Regions from separate parts of the Mus musculus genome. Here regions 1 and 2 are each linked to region 3. Evidence: chromatin loops called from intact Hi-C (ENCODE). Cell type or tissue: left cerebral cortex. All regions are shown on one strand.

Region 1 (2,500 bases), 95 kb after region 3:
TGTGTGTAGTGTGTGATGTGGTGTGGTGTGGTGTGTATATGAGTATGTATGTGTGTAGTGTGTGATGTGGTGTGTGTATGTATGTATGTGTGTAGTGTGTGATGTGGTGTGGTGTGGTGTGTGTATGAGTATGTATGTGTGTAGTGTGTGATGTGGTGTGTGTATGTATGTGTGTAGTGTGTGATGTGGTGTGGTGTGGTGTGTATATGAGTATGTATGTGTGTAGTGTGTGATGTGGTGTGTGTATGTATGTGTGTAGTGTGTGATGTGGTGTGGTGTGGTGTGTGTATGAGTATGTATGTGTGTAGTGTGTGATGTGGTGTGTGTATGTATGTGTGTAGTGTGTGATGTGGTGTGGTGTGGTGTGTATATGAGTATGTATGTGTGTAGTGTGTGATGTGGTGTGTGTATGTATGTGTGTAGTGTGTGATGTGGTGTGGTGTGGTGTGGTGTGTGTATGAGTATGTATGTGTGTAGTGTGTGATGTGGTGTGTGTATGTATGTGTGTAGTGTGTGATGTGGTGTGTGTATGTATGTGTGTAGGGGGAGATTTTGGGTTTCTCTTTGCTGCTTCTGTGATTCAAGAGGTATTTTGAGGAGGCTGGGATGAGCTCTGAAGGTCTCCCTGCCTGCCTGTAGCAGACGTTGTGCCAGTGATAATAAGGAAAAGCATCCAGCTCATTCATATCCCCTCAGAGTACATAACCTCCCCTTCCCCCTGTTCTAGACCCCCCTACCATGCTCTATAAAGACCCCCTAACTTCTATATCCAATAAACCCCAATCCATCCCACAACATCCAAGACCCGGTCTTAGACTCCAAACCACAGATGACAAAGTACCTCCTTTTATTTCTTAGAGGGGAATGTAGTTAGTCAACATGGGTCTTCCCCTGGTGTCAACTGGTGCCCTGAGACAAAGACCAGTACTGTGGAGGGCACAGATGGGCTACACCCGGCAGCACTGTCTAAAGCAGACCCGGTTAACCCCTTCTGTGCCGAGCTGAAGAAGTCACTGACTATACTGACACCTACTGCTCAAGAACAGTTGTACATCCTTCTCTAGCTGGGTTCTTCAAAGCAGCCATTTGCCCCACTCCTGGGGCACCGCTGCATGCCCTCTCCTACCCCTCCCCCGCCAGGTTAACAGTTCAATGAGGGCACCTGAAGCCCCTCACATACAGGCTGGCCTTGGCACCTACCTGACACTCAAGTCTCCTTTGTAGGGATACAGCCCACTATTAGCAGAGACCCAACACAAGAGGGACAGATAAGAGGTTGCTAAAAGTCCACACTGTCTGCAGGTGAATCCTCTCGGAAATAAACGGAATCATTCTGAGAGAGGCAGATTATCCACTGAATTTCACAGAGGAAAACATGAAGTAAAGTTCTAGGGCTAGATAACAGGATTCACAGAAACTGCTTTTCCATGGGTTGTAGGATGAGACTGTCACTCAAATGGTGTTTCTTGTGTCTGGTATAGTTCTTTGGGTACCAGGGACTCCCTCCCATTTGGAGAAAGAATCCGTTTAATTAGAAAAGCAAGCTACAGTCTTCTGAAGCCTAGCTAAAAAATGCCCATAATGACTGTAACAATATCCACACGTACAGGAGTCCTGGCTCCAGGAAATATGCAGCAACAGTCTGAACAATTCTGGTTACACACACAATACCACCACCACCACCACCACCACACACACACACACACACACACAAAGCACACATACAAAATACACAATACACATATACCACACACACACACCACACTTTACCCACACCACAATACATGTGCTACATATAACTTTCCCCTTCCTCATCACACATACCACACACTCACGTATAGATACCACACACATACCTACCTACATGATAGACAGCACACATAGAGACATAGACACACACACACATACACGCTGCTAAAAAGGTAGTAGGCTTAAAGTCATATTAGAAGTATCAAGAACAGTTAGCGTGGGCGATCACAGCATCAGCCATTCAGGAGCCCCTAACTCCTTTCATCCTGAGCAAAGCATGTAAGGTGTCTTCACCCTACATGATAATCAGAATGCACAGCAATGCAGGAGGCTCCAGCATCACTACGTATTTAGCTTTTGATTCCCAAGCACCCGGGATAGCTGGATACTCAGACTTGATATTCTCATTTCCCAACCAGGAAACAGGAGTGCTGCAGCTCCCTCAAGCTCCCAGAGCAAGCCAGTGGGAGCATGGAAGGCCCAGGCTTCCTGACTTCAACCCATGCATGGCGCTGAACCAGGACTGGCTACTATGACTGTGACTGCTATGACCAGCCTGTCTCCTCTCTGTGTGCACATTTGCACCAGCATTTCAGGGATGTTCACGTTTCTCATGAGCTACCTCATACTTTCATGAAATGGACTAAGGACAAATAATGGGGAGGTAGCAGGCTTTACTGAAACCCAGATGTGTTTCAAACACAGGCTAGAATGAAGGCTGACTCTGCCGGCCTGTGCCTGCCAAACCCTG
Region 2 (2,500 bases), 46 kb before region 3:
GTGAAATTTAAGGAGTTTTCATGAGCATTGATGAAACAATGAACCACTCATTAAGACCAAGACGATGATCCTGATGGTCACCAGGGCGGGCTGCATGATTCTTAAACCTCTTCACATAACTTTAAGCAGGATGCACAAGGATACATTTTTATCAGATAACTCAATTTGTCATTTAGTAAGTGACTTAAGATATTGCTGTTATACAGTATTCCCGTTGGTTGAAAATTGCTGGGCTTCATGCTGAGGATATTGTACCCTAATTTTTTACACTTATTTTTAGTAAGACAGGGTCTTACAATGGAGCCTTGGCTGGCCTAGAACTCAACATGTAGACCAGCCTGGCCTCAAACTCACAGAGCCACCTGCCTCCGAGTCCTGACGCATGAAATTAAAGGTGTGTAACCCTACATCTGGTCCTTTTTTTATTTTTTACGTTTTTGAGGTTGGATCTCATGTAGCCCAGGCTGGCTCCCAACTAGCTATGTACCCTGCCGTAGAGCCGTTGATCCTCTGACCTCAGGCTCCCAAGTAATTGGATTACAGGGTATATCACCATATTTGCTAGTGTTTCTCATTTGCCAACCTGACCAATAATAATAATAATAATAATAATAATAATAATAATAATAACAACAACAACAACCTCATAATAATCTGTGATGGCCGAGGATTGCTTCAGTAAGGACAGGTAACTCGGATTCCTCTCAAAGCCTCTTCTCCTGACTGCCTCACCAAACTTCAACAAAGCTTGCTGATAAATTCTGAGTTTTAGAACCTGTCATAAGGGTCCAAGGTGGACCCATCCATGCCTGAGTCAGATCTGCCGTTTCGCAGAAATGCCCAGAGCTTTTCTACAGGAAAGATGCTGTGCCCCAAGTCTGTCACGTGTGTGAGGAGCTGATGGCTGTGACCCTGGTGGCAGCAGCAGCAGCAGCAGCAGCAGGAGGAGGAGGAGGAGGAGGAGGAGGAGGAGGAGGAGGCAGAGACTACATGCATCCAGCGACTTCCATGCATGCAATAGCTTTCTTTCCTAGGCAAAGCTCCACAGGGATGAGCAGGTGCTGTCAAAATCGCAGTCAGAACCCCGAAGGGCTCATCTTTCCTGCACACACACACACACACACACACACACACACATTGTGTTTCCTTTTTAAACCGCAAGAAACAGTATCCTCAGGGGTCTTCTCCCAGTAGTTCTTACTAGGAGTCATGTATACATTTTCTCTTCAAACGCATCTGTAGACATGACCCTGTGTTATTTTCTGATTTTTCTAATGGGATTTTATTTATAGCTGTAAAGAAACAAAGGAGGGAGGTGAGGAAGGAGAAAGAATCACTCGGAAGGAAGTGAACAGATGAAAAGATTTGCTATGATCTGTGTCATTCCCAGCTGGAGATTCCTACCAGCGAGGACGGCCAATGTATAGCAAGCCGTGGCCAAGCCCTGGGTTCTCTGTTTGTTTTCTGGGAAGGACGAGGTGGGAGGAGAGACACTTCAGAGAGCTTCCCCTTCCAGGGCCCAGGGATATTTTTATTCCACTGTTTACTCAAAATGTCCTCTTTCTCAACAAGGAATTCTCACTTTTGTTTTTAGCCCCTCATGAGAGCCTCTCTTCCTCTCTGCAGCTCTGGAGTCTTGCACCAGCTTAGGAGATGCAAAAGGCCCAGAGCTTCCAGATGTGAGGAGATGATTTTGAAATAAAACCCCAGCATAAACTCATCTCCTTTAGGAATGCAAAAGTGTTGAAATAGGTCTATAGAATAAAAAAATCTCTGGTATCCCCTCAAAGAGGTCAGGAGCCCCATTTCCACCTGAGCTGTCACACAGGGAGCAAACCCTGGCAGCCAAGAGCCACCTCCCAATGAGGGCACATAGATTCTCATAGTCTCCCCTCGCCCACACATCTCTGCCAGCAAGCAAACAAACACCGTCTATTTCTAGACAGCACCTGACTCCTAGGTCTCCATTTCATTGAGCATTTTTTTTTCTCCAGATATGAAGGCTGAGGGCCTGGGCTTTCTTTACCAACAAGGGGACTTCTTTATGGTTATGTCTTTCCATGTGTGCATGTATGTGCATCTGTGTTCTGTCCTGTGCCTATGCATGCAGAGGTCAGAGGCTGACGCTGGTTGTTATTCTCTAACCCTCTCTACCTTATATAAGACTTCCACAGAATATTCTACTATACAGACTGGCCTGGGAAGTTTGGGGGACGGTGTCTTCCTGTCTCCTCCTGCTGGACCTTGGATTACTAAAGAACATAGCCAAGCGCCCAGATGCTCACATGAATGTTGGGGGCCACACGTGGGTTCTCAGGCTTACTCGGCAAGCCCTATAACCAGTAAGTCTTTAGACTTTTTCCACAGCAGGACACAAGGCAGGACAGGAGGACTTTTCTCTCCTGTGTGAATCCCCATGGGGAAGGTAAGATTCCTCTATGCACATGCCATAAAAGGCACATGCTGATAGATGGGCAAACATGGAGGCTGAAGTGACCAG
Region 3 (2,500 bases):
GCTTTTACATGGTGCTCCCTCCTTTCCTATCTGATGCCATTCTGCAAGTCCCCAAGTAGGGACCGAAACCAATTCCTCCGAGCCCTTATCAGACGATGTTTTATCAGAACTGGGCTCCTGCTGTTTTAGGGCTGGGTATTGGCCCATGCACTTGTCTGCTGAGAGCAATGTTAAAAAACAAAAGAGACCATTTTCAGTGACTATCGATTATTTCAGAGATTATGTCACAGACAATGTGTCACAAGAAAACCAGCCAGCCTGCCACATAGGCAGATAACACAACTTTTATACCTAAGACACTTTCAACATTTGACTTTATGGAACTATGACCAAAATGTTCTACTTTCAATTTACAAGTATAATTACTCAACTACAGAGTCCATAATTACAAGTTCACAACATCTCTGAGTGTTGCTTGGGGAGAGGGAATACTCCTTCCTCTATTTTCCAGGAAGTGCTCATGATACATAGCAACCTAGCTTGTCTATAGTGCTCAGAAATTGGGTCAAATGCTAGTTGAAGCTGGGCATGACACATGTGTCCATAATCTTGGCAGCTGGGAGGCTAACACGGGAGTATAGCAAGTTAGAGGCTAACCTGTGCTAAGTCTGAGAGCCGATTCCCAAAAATAAAAATCAAAGGAAGAGAAAGCAACATCCAAAAATTAAAATCTTACACACACACACCCCAAAAAGTAAAAAAAAACTCTTCTAGTTCAGTTCAGGTGTTGTGAAAGTAATCTTTTTTAGACACGAATAATATTTATATTAGCATCTAGTATACACTGCAACACAACCATTTCATCTGTAAAGTTTAGACTTGCAAACTTTGATTTTTAGTAAGTCTACAACTTTGCGCTGGGCCACATTTGTAACCATCCTTGGCCCCGTGCAGCCTCGGGTTAGTGTTAGATCAGAAAGGCAAATGATTTTCCGTAATGTGAGTGGGTCTCATTCAATGAATTGAAGGCCTTTGGAGCCAGGATTGATATTTGTAAAAGAAGCAATATTCTGCTTTAAACCTGGATCACAGAAAACCCGAAGACTTCCAAGTCAAGACTATAACAGCCATGCTTATCAGGACAGCCCACCGGCTTGCTCTCTAGGCTTTGAACTTAGTACATCCCACACTCCCATTAATGAGCCAATTCTGTTTAAAAATATCTCTCAGCCAGTCCTGTCCTCCCTCTTTCCCCAGCACATGCTAAGTAGCTACACTCTAAAAAGCAGAAATAGAGCTACCTTCTAATGGTTTTTTTTGACAACCCTACTTTAAAAAAATTACTTATTTTTATTTCCTATGTATGGGTATTTTGCTTGTATGTATGTATATCACCTGGGTGTAGTACCACGGAGGCCAGAAGAGGGGGTCAGACTCCTTGGAGTGGGGATTACAGAAGCTGGGAGCTGCCCCGTAGGTGCTGGGAATTGAAGCTGGGTCCTCTGTAGGAGCATCCAGTGCCCTTAATTGCTGAGTCAAGTCTCCAGCACCCAGCTTTGTTCTGTTAGGGGTTTACAGGTGTTTGGCAAGATGTGAACGGAGCTGCTGTGGGGGAGACTGTCATCTGTTATCAGTACTGTGACAAATCAACTTCCTTCTCTCTAGAGTGAAAGAGCTATTGGTTCTGTGTCTCCGGGGCACTATAAAGGCCCCAGCATCTTTCTCCCTTTGCCTCTCATGCTGGTGGTTGAAGCACAGGGGTGCAGAGATCCCACCTCCATCCTGATTTCCCAGTGGTTCCTATGGAGAAAGATGGAGTGGCCACCTCCTGAAATAGTACATCTCTATGTGATAGTCTCTCCCCACTCCCCTGGCTTCACGATGAGATATTTGAATCCACATGCCCTCTGGGAATGACTGTGGTTTGAAGGCTACAAAGACACACATGCTGGTCAGTTGCTATACCCAAACAGTGCCCCAGAGACTCATAGCTGCCCTGCTCAGCAGTGGTTAGCCCAGTCCTGTTGTGCTTACACCAAGGACTTCTGTGTTTTCTGGGCCAGCCAGAAGGACATTGAAGGGGTAGTTCCTCTAACAGATGGCATTTTGATAACCTTCTCCTTCCACTATGGTGGAGACTGACCTCACTTCTTTGATTGATCCTGTCTTCTAGCCACACACAGGTTTGGTTTTACAGGTCTCATTCCACTTGTTGGAGACCCTTCCTACTAGGGCTTCCAGTTTCTCTTGGTCACAGTTCCCAGAGCTAAGCCCCAGTGGGGAAGCACTTGTTTCCTTAAGAAGAGATCTGGACCAAGCCTCAGATCCTTTCTCTCCATCCTATGCTAACCTTAAACCACTATGCTTTGTAAAAGGCTGGAGACCAGGGGGTGGGGATGGGGGAGTCAGAGTAGGGAAATCACCTTGGCCCAGAGCTCTCTTGCTTTGGCTTCCTCCATAGCAGGCTGGCTGCCTAAGTGTTTATACCATCCGCTGATATGAATGCACTAACACGAAGAACAGCAGCTACTGCAAGCATGGAAGCAGCAAGGACCAGAAA

What was found. Peaks named below come from ENCODE experiments on the same cell type or tissue, not always from the same donor. Only the 100,000 strongest peaks of a DNase experiment are listed, where the experiment ranks them.
Region 1: it touches region 3 in a loop (2.8-fold over the local background); 5 of 42 quality-filtered maps call a loop at or near these places.
Region 2: it touches region 3 in a loop (2.3-fold over the local background); 2 of 42 quality-filtered maps call a loop at or near these places.

The regions. Positions count from the first base shown.
Region 1 is chr3:52,008,528-52,011,027 of GRCm38, forward strand. The region is part of intron 1 of Maml3 (mastermind like transcriptional coactivator 3); the gene reads right to left. Among named protein-coding and RNA genes, the nearest start is that of Maml3, 95 kb to the right of the region's middle. In left cerebral cortex, a CTCF peak has its summit at 1,030 (motif pointing left); a DNase peak (open chromatin) is centred at 1,010.
Region 2 is chr3:51,867,530-51,870,029 of GRCm38, forward strand. The region is part of intron 1 of Maml3 (mastermind like transcriptional coactivator 3); the gene reads right to left. Among named protein-coding and RNA genes, the nearest start is that of Gm46803, 160 kb to the left of the region's middle. In left cerebral cortex, no CTCF peak of the experiment used is centred here; DNase peaks (open chromatin) are centred at 1,127 and 1,520; H3K27ac peaks cover 1,183 bases.
Region 3 is chr3:51,913,624-51,916,123 of GRCm38, forward strand. The region is part of intron 1 of Maml3 (mastermind like transcriptional coactivator 3); the gene reads right to left. Among named protein-coding and RNA genes, the nearest start is that of Maml3, 190 kb to the right of the region's middle. In left cerebral cortex, a CTCF peak has its summit at 1,362 (motif pointing right); DNase peaks (open chromatin) are centred at 1,532 and 1,973; H3K27ac peaks cover 1,075 bases.